Linked DNA regions of Homo sapiens: region 1 is linked to region 2. A link is a contact called in ENCODE Hi-C or POLR2A ChIA-PET data. All regions are on one chromosome and are shown on one strand. The core of a region is the stretch at or near the end of the contact, and the rest is flanking DNA. Distances in the headings are between cores, read along the strand shown.

What was found. Hi-C counts contacts between places; a loop is a spot of excess contacts on that map. ChIA-PET counts read pairs that join two places held with the same protein, here RNA polymerase II (POLR2A). Pooled maps may share reads with other maps.
Region 1: a loop to region 2 is called in a map of B cell, with 2.9 times the contacts of the local background. The contact joins two enhancer-like sites. A Hi-C loop is called at or near these places in 4 of 168 maps with a recorded cell type or tissue (B cell, GM12878, HepG2 and 1 more), 22 of 37 single-sample maps with no recorded cell type and 12 of 50 pooled maps. POLR2A ChIA-PET finds 5 or more read pairs at or near these places in 10 of 52 experiments (GM10248, GM12878, H1 and 7 more).

What each region holds. Positions count from the first base shown.
Region 1 is chr10:50,535,864-50,542,896 of GRCh38, reverse strand. The region is part of intron 2 of SGMS1 (sphingomyelin synthase 1); the gene reads left to right. Among named protein-coding and RNA genes, the nearest start is that of SGMS1, 85 kb to the left of the region's middle. RefSeq lists an enhancer at 3,852-4,061 and a silencer at 4,054-4,348. Within about 2 kb of position 3,681, at least 5 of the 41 ENCODE cell types and tissues checked have a DNase peak (open chromatin) inside an H3K27ac peak, as active enhancers do; they include GM12878, where a contact is called at or near this core.
Region 2 is chr10:50,495,350-50,502,570 of GRCh38, reverse strand. All of the region lies in intron 3 of SGMS1 (sphingomyelin synthase 1), which reads left to right. Among named protein-coding and RNA genes, the nearest start is that of SGMS1, 120 kb to the left of the region's middle. Within about 2 kb of position 4,978, at least 2 of the 41 ENCODE cell types and tissues checked have a DNase peak (open chromatin) inside an H3K27ac peak, as active enhancers do; they include GM12878, where a contact is called at or near this core.

The DNA.
Region 1 (7,033 bases), core at 2,432-4,931, 42 kb before region 2:
TGAGAAGACTTCCTTTTTCTTTCTTTTTTTTTTTTTTTTGCACTTGGCATTACATTACAATAACCAAAAAAACCCTGCAGGAATGGTTGCTGAAAAACAAATGAAAAAATTAAACAATAATTGAGACTTTTTGAATAATATTTAATATATATCATTGTTATATATAATATAATATATATAATATTTATAGGTTATATATATCTCTCTCCCCTCTCTCTATAAGTGCATTTCTGTATATGTGTGTGTGTGCATGTGTGTGTGTGTATACCTTCTCTGTTTTCTCTGTTTTCCTATACACTTTTCTTTATGGTAGTTTGCTTTTTGCTTTTTAACCATTTTATTTGGACTTATGTTATTCATAAATTCTCTCTTAACCACTTTTTTTTAAGAGCAAATATACATATTTTCTGCTCTAAGCCCAGGTTGGTGACATCATAGAAATTTTAGTGTTTCTTCTTTGTCTCAATCTTTCAAGTATCTCATAATCTGTTCTTAAACAAATGTCTAAGAATAATATGAGTGGCAACACTTCAAAACAGTGATTTTTTTTAAATCACTGTAAACACATATGTGTGTAAGATCTTTTTTGAATTTTTAAAAATAATCTTAAGGAGAATAATAAACATGCTTCCGGCCATTTTTTGAGACATAGAACCTGGAAAATTTTGTTTCCATGTATTTTATGCCGTAGAAGTCTTTGAAGAACGAAAAGTGGGAGTCACAGAGTGTGACTGTGTTCAGTTTCTTTTCCCCCATGAGAAGGTCTAATTTGGTTGCTGTAGCTTCAAAGCTGTGTGTCATGAGAATCTGATGCTAGTGGTGGTGGCTTTGGTGGAGGATTTTAAGAAAAGATAATGGTTCCTGCCACGGTGATTTTAGGCAAAAGAGTGGGACATGCAGCCTCTTCCCCTTCTAGACACCAGCATACTCATCTATTCCATTAAAACTTGTTGGCAGGAAAAAAATCAAACATGCTCCTCGAAGTGGAAGTAACTGGCAGAGGTTTTAGTGCCTTCTTCCTAGGAGGTTGTATTTTAACAGAAAAGAAAACTTTGGCTCCAGGAATAAAAATCCTTTTTTTAAAAGTGCATGAACCCTGCAATTTGGTGCTAATTGTAACTTCTGGAGGCTCCACCCTGGTTCTCTTGATTAAACTCAAAACAACCCCTTTTCCTTCCCAAACATCTCCCAGAGTGGGTGGCTCAGCCAGGGGCCAGCATTTTTATTCCATTTTCGAGGATCTTGGCCCCATCCCTGGTCTTGTCTCCAAGTGGGGCAGCTTAACAACCACTCTCTGTGGGCTTTGAGTATGGCAAGATGACCTGGCAAGCTGAGCTAGGTGTTTGCCATTCACACAGGAAGGGGGCCTTCAGGGAAGAGCTCGAGTCATCATGAAGACAGAGCCTGGATGGTAAAATTAATGCCCCTCATACAGATGTTGAGTCACATGATGTATTAGATAGTCAATGAAAGATGAAATTATGTTGGTATACCATACAAGGCAGTAATGTACAGTACTCCTTAAGAAACATTTTCAATAGGAGTTTTATGGTTGCTTGAATTAAGTTGCTTTGAGAGGTAAAAAGTTGCAGTAAGTGCTATAATTTAGAAAACCAGAGACTTACATGGTAACATCTCTACTGGATTAAGTCTTCATGAGTATAACAGCATAAGTATTATAAAACTTAACTAGAATCGGAAAATAGAAGATAAAGAATTAGTGTTTTGTTTGGATCTTACCTTTTTCTGTGCCTGAAACCCCCACATTTTCAAAAGTCCTTTCCCAAGGTCTCCAACGCTGGTTGGTCCTGTTGCCTTGTGGAGTTTCTAATTGAATGTATCTGAAGCACTTCAATCAGAGCTGAATCTTGGTCTTCCATGCTGTCATCCCCTGTATTCTTTCCCAAACCAAGTTTCTGTTGATTCTGCCTCCAAAAAGTATCTCAAATCCACCCTCCTGGTCCAGTCACCTGGGTGACTGCAGTTGCTATTCATACTCACTGTGACTCTTTTCCACCCTCTTTATGAAATGGAAATCTGGTAATTCACCTCCTTCCCCTAAAAGCCAAAACAAAAAACAAACAAACCTGCAGGACTCAACTTTTCCATGACTTCCCATGATCTTAAGTTGAAATCATAATTTCATAACCTTAGTGACTCGCATGACCTGGCAGTTGCCCACTAATCCCCAGCCCTCCGTGTTCCCCCTCTTCAATCCAGTCATGGTGGCTTAGTTTTGGTTTCTCTGAGATAGCATTCACTTCCACTTTCCTCTCTCTTTTTTCAAATTGTTGACTTTAATTATTTCTTTAGTTCCCCCTTAAATCTCATTTTGTCAGAGAAAGCCTTAGGTTAGAAACCACCTTATTGCATGACATTGACCCCCTTGATAGCAGTCTGTTGGTATATGTCTAGTGGCTGGCATATAGTGGATGCTTATTCATATTTGTTGAGTGAAAGAATGAGAGTAGTGGTAATTGTGAGTATTTTAAGTGCTGCTAAATACTCTGAGAGTTGGCATATCTAGCATGAGGTGTGGCACAGATGCCACCATTTTTTTTTACCTGCCAGACGAGCCAGTCTATTTATTACTAATTTATCACCACATCCTTCCCCTGGGCTGGCTTTCTTAGTACTCTACTGGTCTGTGTGAATTGGCATGTGGCATGAAACCTATTTGACATTTCTAATCTAGCAGAAAATGTCATCACCTTCTGGATGTTTAGGTCCTTGTATTGACCTTTAAACATGTTGCATAAACTTTTCATGCCTTAATTTTCATGCCAGTCTAATACAGGTCATCAGATTGTAAGATAAGATAATTCTTTCATGAAGATTAAGTAAGAAATACTGAAAAATTAGTAGAGCATATTCAAATATAAGGTTGTATAATTACATTCAGTATGCTTTGACATAAATAATCATTTTCTGTTTAGCCACTCTCTTATGCAGACTAAAATGTAAATTTTATATACACATAAATTAAACTTTCAGTTGCATAGGCTTATCATGTCTATATATGAGCCTTACAGCAGGGACTCTAATTTTCTTTCATAATTAAGTTGATTTCTTGTTTCCATTGGACTTTTACTTAATGTTTATTTTGCTAGTGAAAGATCCATTTCAAGGAGATAGAATATAAAACATCAAGAAGAAGATGCTCATTTTAAATTCAGTTTACTATCATTCTGTGGCAGTGTTTCACAAAGCATACCCATGGATCACCTGTATCAGAAACATGTGGGGATGGTTAATTTGCAGGTTCATGCCCCCACAACTTACTGAATCAGAATTTGAGAGGCCCAGAAAACTGCATTTTAAAGTGATCACTTTGTACTTTAAATAAGCTCCATAAGTTTGAGAATCAGGTCCCATATAATACTTAGTGTATACTGTGTCATTAATAAATTTCGAACAGGATCCATAAAAGATGGCTCATTCACCGACCTTTTCAGTCTCACCTGAGCATATAGATGTTATCAGAAAACATATCAATGCCAACACTATACAATAAAAGGTGATGATATTGATTGTGACTAAGGTTGAAAACAGTCTATGACCTTATTCAACTGGAGCACAGAGGATCAACAAGGGGCATTGTTCCTAGATGGCTAAAACACACTGGCCTTCCGGGAACAATGGCCCTTTGACCACAGCTGACACAGGCGGGAAGGAACTAGACAGGGGTCAGATCTCCTCAGTCCAGCAGTGAATGGGTGGGGCCTATGGTTGAGTCCTCTGGAGAAGCCCGGCAGGGGAAGGCCAGCAGTGCCCTTCATGCTCACCAGGGCTGTCACTGTTCTGCCCTCCCTGGATGCCCACATGGCAAGAACGCTTGCCCTGAGCAGGAGGACAGGAACAATACCTGTGTTTTAAAAGTTGGCATTGCCAAGTGTGTAGGATGTGCTGCTCACCGAGTTCGGTGGTTTCCTTGTATTAGTTCATGTAATCAGCTTAAGTAGGGGAAATCCAGGGTGTTGATGAGAAGGCATTTCATGGCAGACTTTAACCCTGGACTGGATTCTGGGGAAGGTTACAAGTCTCCATCTCCTGTTCTTATCAAAACTTGCTCTACTCTTTTGGATCGCCTTTGACCACTTAATGATACTTACAGCTTTTATCTCACAGTTCCACCTCCAGATCAGTATTGTTTTCTGTCATTTCCTGAATGTGAATTCCATCCCACTAAGTAGACACAGAAGTTGTCAGTGGGGAATGGTGTCATCCCTCTCCTCTGGTGTTTTGAAATGTGTGGGAACATTTTCAGTGGTCATGATGATGAGGGGTGTGTATATCAGGATTTAATGTCCTGAGGGTGTGGGATGCTAAATACCTTTCAGTAGTTGGGAGTGGGAGGGTCCCACTTAATGAAGGATTGTCCTGTCCAGAATGCTGAAGGCACCCCTGATAAGCTATCTCTTTTTTTTTTTTTTTTTTTTGAGATGGAGTCTCACTCAGTAGCCCAGGCTGTAGTACAGTGGCATGATCTTGGCTCACTGCAAGCTCCGCCTCCCGGGTTCATGCCATTGTCCTGCCTCAGCCTCCTGAGTAGCTGGGACTACAGGCACCCACCACCACGCCCGGCTAATTTTTTTGTATTTTTAGTAGAGACGGGGTTTCACCATGTTAGCCATGATGGTCTCGATCTCCTGAGCTCATGATCTGCCTGCCTCGGCCTCCCAAAGTGCTGGGATTACAGGTGTGAGCCCACCCACCCACCCCTGATAAGCTCTTTGGTTTTATCTGCATCTTATCCAGCACCTTATTATTATTTGTTTAATCTCTGTATTTCCAGAGCAGGATCTCACTCTGTTGCCCAGGCTGGAGTGCCGTGGCATAATCATAGCTCACTGTAACTTTGAATAGCTGGGCTCAAGCAAGCCTCCTGCCCCAGCCTCCTGAGTAGCAGTGCCTTCTTGAGAACTGACCAAACATTTAATATGTAATGGGATTCATATGGCTTAATAGATGCAGTTTGAGCTTAGTTACTTGTAGGGTAAATAAGCAAATGGTTGAAGCCATCTTCTTGGATGGCTTTTGTGCTCTCACAGTGAAGGTGTCACTCTTCTTGAATTCTGCTTTGTAACCTCATTCTTCCTGACGGTACAATGTAGACAAGCTCTATGACCTAGGGAATAATCCTAAGCAGCTACTGTTCCACTCAGGCAACATTCCTATTTCAAAAACTACCAGCATGTAGTCCCACTGAAACCTTGGTTTCACAAAAAGAAACAGGATGGGGAACATCACACACCGGGGCCTGTTGTGGAATGGGGGCGGGCAGGGGGTGGCGGGGAGGGATAGCATTAAGAGATATACCTAATGTAAATGACGAGTTAATGGGTGCAGCACACCAACATGGCACATGTATACATATGTAACAAACCTGCACGTTGTGCACATGTACCCTAGAACTTAAAGTATAATAAAATATATATATATCTATATATATATATAAAGAAAAAAAAGAAAAGAAACAGGATGATGCTAAGTAAATTAAGTGTTAGCATCATGAAATGGGGTAGAGGGCTGAGTACCCCAACATTTTATCTCTGACACCATCCCAGGTGAGTAGTCTTAGCAGTAGGAGGGTTTGAGATTTGGAGGTACAGGCTCCATACTCCAAACTTTCTGGAGAAAAGGTTACTTTGTCCGTTGATCAGAAAGCTACTGTGTGGAAAAAACAAAGGTTTGAACTAAGGATCAAACAAGATCAGTAGAGGGTCCTGGGATATGCATTGATATGTATCAGTCATTCAGTTAGACATGTTAGAGATGCAGACTGGGAAAATTCAGCCAAAGGAGCTTGAGAGAAATGCAAATGCTAAGATGACTCAGTGGGCTGTTTTCCCTGGAAGGCCTGGGGACCAAACAAGAAGCAATGTGTCAACCCTTTGTCTCTCTGTTACTCTACTTCTAAGAGTAACTTCTAAGGAAATGATTAGTGATGTATTCAGAGATTTCACTCTGAGGATGCCTAAATGCTGAACATTGGAAGCAACCCAGATGATGTCCAAAAGGGGATTGAATAAATATAATTCACCTATATGATAGACTATTGCATAATCTTGACAATGATTATAGCATGTTTTTAATGATGACAATGATTATAGCATGTTTTTCATATTTTTCATGTATGAAGAAAAGTATGACATGGGACAAAATGTATGAAAAACATGCTATAATAAACAGATTAAGATTTCAATAAGGAAACTTTGTAAACATGGAGGAGAGACCTGGAAGGGCATTAATCAAAATATTCACTTGGATTATCTTTGAGAAGTGAAATTCTAGGTAGTTTTTCCTCTTAGAGCTTTAGTGCTGTACATAAAATGTTTTCTGTGAGCATGTAGAATTATTTTTGTAATTAAGCAGTTTAATACAGCAATAAAAACATGATTATTAACAGGTGCCTTGTTGACCCTTTACTCCAAATATTCCTGGTAGTTCTAATCATTTAAAATCTCAATAATTATATATTCTATCATTTTAAATCTAAATATTTCTGATAGGTTTATTCCTCAAAAGGAAATGGGTTTTTTTTGTTTGTTTGTTTGTTTCTTTGTTCATTTTTTTGAGACAGGGTCTTGACTGTTTATGCAGTGGCACAATCACAGCTCACTGCAGCCTTGATCTCCTGGGTTCAAGGGATCCTCCCACCTCATTCTCCTGAGTAGCTGAGACTATACGCGTGCACCACCATTTTTGACTAATTTTTGATTTTTGGTAGAGATGGGGTCTTGGTGTGTTGCCCAGGCTGGTCTCAAACTCCTGGGCTCAAGAGATCTTTCGACTTCAGCCTCCCAAAGTGTTAGGATTACAGGCATGAGCACTGTGCCCAGCTGGAAATGAGGATTTTGATTACAAGGAGTGGATATGTGTGGGGGAAGAACTGAAGGATGTGAAGCAAGAAGGGATATCAATATAGTAAAGAAGAAGAATGTATAAAAATGAAATCTAATACAGTAATACTAACTACATTTGTCTAGTTTGAAGCTCTGCCTAGGAAATTCCCACTGAGACGTAATACATT
Region 2 (7,221 bases), core at 3,729-6,228:
GAAAATGTGAAATGTGGGCAGATATTTGCTGCTCTGTGGGTATGCCTAAAAGACTAAACTTTCCAGATAGAGAGAAGGGTAGGGTCAGCATGCTGGTAAGTTTGTTTTCTTCCCTTCCATGGGCAGGTAGAAGGAACTGGGCTCTCAGTGGGATGGCACCTCTCCTCTCCCTTACTTCCCTCGGAAGCTCAGTTAGGGAGGAGCCTGGACCAGTAGTGTTCTTTACTGACTTCTCCTGCTGTGCTGGTTTTTTTTTTTTTTTTTCTTTCCTCATTTGTAAATCATCTTTGTGTGGGGAGAGGCTGGAGGTGGAAATTCAAGAGTCATCTTTTTGCAGGCAGTAGAGATGATTACCTAGGTAAGCAGTTTTGATCAGTTATAGCTACAGATAGCTATCTTGTCAGGTGAGAGGCCTCTGGGGGAGGAGGGACTTTGTGGCAGAACAGCCAGGGGCCTGGGCACTCAGTTCCTGTTGACAGCCAGCAGGCAAGGCCAACCCCACATATTTCTAAATTGCAAACACAGTACATTGTGGAAACATAGTCTCTGTCCACAAGGGAGGCCCTCTGCTCAAAGAAACAAATGAAAAAAAACCCAACTCCTCCCTTTCCCCAGCAAACATACAACAATGATGGACAGTGAAGCAAGATGTGCAGTTTGGCTGAATACCCATACTTAAAATTTTAATTGTTTTTATAATCATGTCTTATTATCTAAAAAGTAATTTAAGAATTTTTCTTAGGGTTTCAATGATACCATGAATTTTAACATCTTACCACATTGTCTAACCTCTTTGAAAGTAGGGCCCTAATCTTGAGGTTTCTGGAAACTCCTGTGGCACCAAACATAGGACAGAACGCCCTATCAGGACTCAGAGACAACTTGTTGAATTAAAGTATGACTCACTAGATTTATGTAGGTGGAATTCTTCACTACTTGCCTTGTGGGTGTTCACATTTTGTCCATATTCATGATGTTTATTTACAAGCTGTTTTAGCTCAAGAATTGCCTGCTAATTTTTTTTGGTCTGCGTGTGAATCATATAGAATTATCTCTGCAAATTAATTTCCTTAATGAACTCAGAAAAGAGGAAAAAATCAAACGTATTTCACCAAGCATTCTACCTACTTAAAAATGTAACAGAGTACTTTTGTATATAATATAAAGTTTTATATAAAATGTAGAAAATACATAATGGAAATAGTTGCCTTTTTAAGTTTTAGATAATTGTGAACCCCTTTCATTCGCTGTTAGGATGATAGAGTTTGTGGACTTGTCCTTCTCTCCTTTCTCTGTTCCTCAGAATTGAAGGACTTCACAAGGGAGATGCTGGTGTGCTGGAAAAGAATGAGAATTTACTCCAAGTAGGATTAGGGGGCATGAGTGAGGGTACCACAGAAGGGCACATTTGGGGGAAGTATAGATATTATTGCCAGAGCATAAATTGCAGGAGAGGATGACATGGGATGAGAGGGAAGGAGGCCATTCCTTCTGGCTGGCCCCCATAATCACTGAGACCCAGGGTTGATAGATACTCATAATGTGACCCTGTGTCTTCCCAGCATTGGTTAATTGGTTCTTTGGAAAATCAGATGAGATCCCTTATTACTCTTGAACTACCATAGAAATATTTAAGATTACATGCCCATATACCTTAGTTACTGAAATTAAAGAGTAATTTTAAAGAATTTTAATGGAACAATGATTGCAACAGAAAGAATTTCCTGAGCTAATAAACCTAAACTAATGCCATTATCAAGGCATCCTGATGTTTTGAACCATGTCTCTGGGTGGATGGAAGAAAAAAGTTAGTATGGACTTACGTTAGCCAAGGTGGTAGTCCTGAAGCCAGTAACATAATTAAGGTTTTGGAGTGCTATTTCACATGAATATTTCTCAGTGGAGTATATGAATAAAGTTAATGTGTCACAACTTTAAGGGTCAATTTAAAGTGCCTTGTAATATTAATGGAACCCAAATCAGAATCCTTATGTAGAAATTAAAGGTGTCAATGTAAGTGCTTAGAAAAATGCGTGGCACACACACTCATAGAGGGTCTGGAAGTGTTTTGATGGTGAATTAGTACCCTTTTGGTTTAACCTTTATTTTAAAACCGATTTTCATTTATTTGATTTCTTTAAATGAGAAGTAAGCATATATCTTCTTTCACAATTGCTTCAGGTTCCCAATTGTTTTATATTTTACTGTAATTTATTAGTAAATTTCTATAAACAGAACAGCAGCTATTTGATGGCAGTTTGGGTTAAGTGATTTCTGAGACTTTCCCATAGATTCTTTGAATTTAAATGAGAAGCCTGATAAAAATTCCAAGTTAAAGATACCCAGGAAATCTACAACAGATCAAGCTTGTTTTTTTGTTTGTTTGTTTGTTAGTTTGTTTTTGAGATGGAGTCCCGCTCTGTCACCCAGGCTGAAGTGCAGTGGTGCAATCTTGGCTCACTGCAACCTCCACCTCCCGGGTTCAAGCGATCCTCTTGCCTCAGCCTCCTGACTAGCTGGAATTACAGGCACATGCTACCACACCTGGCTAATTTTTGTATTTTTCAGTAGAGACGGGATTTCACCATGTTGGTCAGGCTGGTCTCGAACTCCAGACCTCATGATCCGCCCGCCTTTGCCTCCCAAAGTGTTGGGATTACAGGCGTGAGCCACTGCGCCAGGCTGATCAAGCTTGTTTTTTAGATACAATATGTGAATTTAGCCTAAGCCATACGTTTAAAATATAGCCATTTGGCATTAACTTTTTAATTAACTAATCAAGAGAAGAGGGAAAACCAATCTTGTCTCACAATGTGCACTCTACCTTTTTGCTGTAACTAAATTAAGTATAACTTAAAATATATGACAAGTTCTTGTTACCACTTTTTCAAACTGAAAAAAGGTATAATTTTGTGATATGCTACCACTGTTTATTGTCCTACCTGAATATCCTGCCTTTGGGAAAAGAATATTTATGTTTATAATTTGTATATAAGAAAATACTATCTTGTCTACAGTGACAATCTTGAGGTTTGGTGAGTATATATATGAATTGTAAAACAGGGTCATCTGGGAGTAGTTGAGGAAAGGATATGTATATTTCAATGCTAAAGAGACCTTTTTGTGACTTAACTTTTAGTGGTATACCAGCAATAATGAGACTTTCCTCCTCCTTATCATCATCTGTCTTTCTTTAAGTGCTTCTTAGGAGCCAGAGAGCATGCTAAGTGCTTTGTACAATTTCGTAAGTGAATTCTCCCAAGAACTTTAAGAAATGGATATTCATAGCTCCATTTCACCAATGAGAAAACCAAGGCTTAGGGAAGGTACTTTGCTTCAGAAGTAGCTGTTTCATATTTGAATACAGGATGGTTTTGTGTCCAAAGCTTTATTTTTAAAATTTAATCTCAGCTGCTATTATTAAAATTACCTCTCAGAAAGTGAATAGTAGCATACTCATGAAAATCAGGTTTTCTAATATTCTTAGCCAATTGCATAGATGGGACAAAAGTTTAATTCTATTAGCCAGTTTAAAAATAAAAATACTTAAAGAATTACCAGTAGGATGGCTACTATTAAAAAACCCAGAAAATAACAAATGTTGGCCAGGATATGAAGAAATTGGAACACTCGTGCACTATTGGTGGGAATGTAAAATGGTACAGATGCTATGGAAAACAATATGACAGTTCCTGAAAAAAATTAAAAATAGAACTACCATATAATCCAGCAATTCCACTTCTGGGTTTAGACCTGAAAGTGTTGAAAGCAGGTTCTTGAAGATATGTTTGTACACCCCGGTTTATAGCAGCATTATTCATAATAACCAAGGAGAGGAAACAACCTAAATACCCATTGATGGATGAATGGGTAAACAAAATAGGATGTTTGCATACAATGGAATATTATTCAGCCCTAAAAAGGAAGGAAATTCTGACACTTGCTACAACATGGATGAACCTTGAGGACATTATAGTAAGTGAAATCAGCTAGTCACAAAAGGAAAAATACTATATGCTTCTACATATATGAGGTACCTAGTGTATTCATAAAGACAGAAAGTAGAATGGTGGTTTCCAGGGGCTGAGAGGGGAGTTACTGTTTAATAGGTACAGAATTTCTCTTTGGGATGTTGAAAACACTCTGGAAATGGATGGTGGTGATGGTTACACAACAATGTGAATGTACTTAAAGCCATAAAACTATATACTTAAAAATGATTAAGGTGATAAATTATGTTATGTATATTTTACCACAATAAAAATAATGCTTTAAAAAGAAAATAAGGATTGAAGTGATTGGTTGTGAATTCCTCTTCCCTCTGAATGATAAAAGAGATTTTATCCGATCACATCTTTCCCATGTTAAGTTACCATGATCCCCTCCCCCAAACAGCATTGCTGAAAAAGCAGGGGTGGTGGGCAAGTCATTGAGACCTTGAGTTATATTTCCCTAACTCCCAACTTGCTTGAAGTCTGTGTTCTCTTCATCTTGTCTTTTAAAAATGAGTGGGCTTTTCTTAGAAACCAAATTCCCTGGAGTGTGATATCAGCATACTTTTACTCTGAGAGTTTTTAGCAGCAGCTTTCTCAGCCTGAGAGGAAAAGCAAAATATAAAAATAACTTAGGGCTCACATTCAAATAGGTAAACAGATATGTCCAAAGTGAAACCTCTAACTGAAAGTCATGCATTTCAGTTAGGCACAGTGTTAGATGGTAGGTGGATGAATCATCTGGTCTGACCTGTCAACTGAAGGATCTGGAATTTTTTTTTTTTTAGATGAGTTTTGCTGTTGTTGCCCAGGCTGGAGTGCAATGGTGCGATCTTGGCTCACTGCAACCTCCGCCTCCCAGGTTCAAATGATTCTCCTGCCTCAGCCTTCTGAGTAGCTGGGATTACAGGCATGCACCACCACGTCCGGCTAATTTTTTGTATTTTTAGTAGAGACAGGGTTTCACTATGTTGGCCAGGCTGGTCTTAAACTCCTGAACTCAGGCGATCCATCTGCCTCGGCCTCCCAAAGTGCTGGGATTATAGGCGTGAGCCACCGCGCCCGGCCAGGATCTGGTATTTAATACTCACTTACCTTTTGGCTTCTCTTGCATAATCTCACTGGTTCTGTTCAGCTCCATATGGACAAGTTTAATATGATAGAACACTGAAGCTTGTTTGTCATGTCTTCCAGCTTTAACACTATTATGGGTTGTATAGATTGTAATTCTTGAAAAGATGAGTCCTCAACATTTCTTGTTAGTTGATAGCTATGTGAGCAGTATAGTGGTGAATGGAGCTCACACTGAAGTGCATAATGATCCTTATTAGACAACTTTGTAAGTTTGAAAATGTCATCAAAGGAGAATTAGGATCATCTGTCAAGGCTACCCTATTGTGGGGAAGAGAGGTGTGGGTGGAGGCAGAGTTCTCATCGTTAATCGTTGACACTTGGAGAGGTTTGCATCGAGCCTTCTGGACTTCATTCTAATGACAGTAGAGCTGTCTCTACATTTCAGTGTTGGAAGAAGGGTGGAGGATGACTTTACCATATCCCCCTTTTAAGATCACTTTTACCAGTGGGTGGAAGCTAGAGTGGAATTAGGGAGACCAAACAGGAGGCTGCTGTGGGTTTGTGTCTAAAGATGTTGGTAGTGACATTAGTTGACATGCATGGAGGACTACTTGGATGCCAAAAGCTTTATCCTTACTGTAGCTCTGTGAGCTATATAGATGGGTGACATTACTGGCACCATTTTGCGGATGAGGACATCCAGGATTAGAGAGGCTAAGCAGTTTGCCTAAGATCACACAGCTCATAATGAATTTGAGATGGTAGCCAGGCCTAGGTACTGGTAGAGAGGAGCTGTTTTTATTCTCCCAAAGCCATGGGATCACCTGGAATGTGATATAGGAAGGCCTAGGGTTGTCTTTAAACTGGGATCTGGGAGCCATTAGGCAGCTCTGGCCATGTCTGTTCCTACTTGGAATATATAACAGCTTCTGGACATTATTAAGTGGGCTGGCTTGTGTTTTGTTGAGGAACAGGACAAATGGGGCATTTACTAGTGCTGTGTGCCTCGTTGCTTTTCTGGGTAGTGTTTGGTGATGGGCATAGTGTGGAGTGGTGGTAGAGTACACAGTGTGATTCTGTCTGGTAAGGAAGCTGTATGTTGATGTTCACTGATGTGAATAGGTTCATACAGTCCCTTAGGCATTTGGCTGGAGGATAAAGAACAGCCATTGACCAGCAGAGTACTTTTTTTGAAGTTTATGCAAGACAGCGTGCTAGGTACTACTGCCAGCTTGACAATAAAGGCAGAAAGACATTTAGAGCCATTAAAGAATTATTTATACCAGAATACAAAAACACACTTTTCAAATGTTTTGTAGGCCCTTTTCCTGCACAGCATGTGCCTCATCTACTCAAATTTAGGAAAGGTGGTTGGTGGTTTTGCAGAGAAGCAAGGAACTGTAATATCTGTCTGCATTGGTCATGCTTATCATGTAACACACTGGATTCAGTATAAAGGAAAACCGACAGGTATGGAGTGTCTGCTGTTTTATTTTTAAAAAATTGTTCATTTTTTAATTAAAAAAAGGAAATACGTGCACATGACTTTAAAAAGCTCTGTAAACAACATAGAAGGATGCCGAAAGTGAAAATCCTCCCTTTCATCTCAGTTCTCCCTTGCCTTCCCCAGAGATAGGCCAAATTTTCTTATGTATTTTTCCATATATGTTCTATGTAGATACAAACATGTTCTGTGTATGATATGCATACTATTCCAAACTTTGCTCTTTTTTTTTTTATAATTCTTGGTGACAATTCCATATCAGCCAGAGAAATCTATTCAATTTATTTTAATGTAGTTGGACAATTTCAATATATGAAATTAACAAAATGTTTTTAGCCAGCCCCCTACTTAAACCTTAGAGCTTTTATAAATAATATTGAGAAGTATATCCTTATATTCGTTATTTTACACATTCTTCAGTACATCTGTAGAATAAACTTCTATGTTTATATGTACATTTAAATATTGGGAGCCTAACTGTTGGTCTGTGTAAAGCTAGATTTTGAACATCTATTGTATGAATGACCAGTCTTTTTACAGAATTTAACTTGATTAACATGGTTTCTATCCTGCTTGCATTTGTGAAAAAGTGCAGATCAAATAGATCACATTCTATTTAAACATTTTCTCCTAAAATTAAGGCATTTTAGC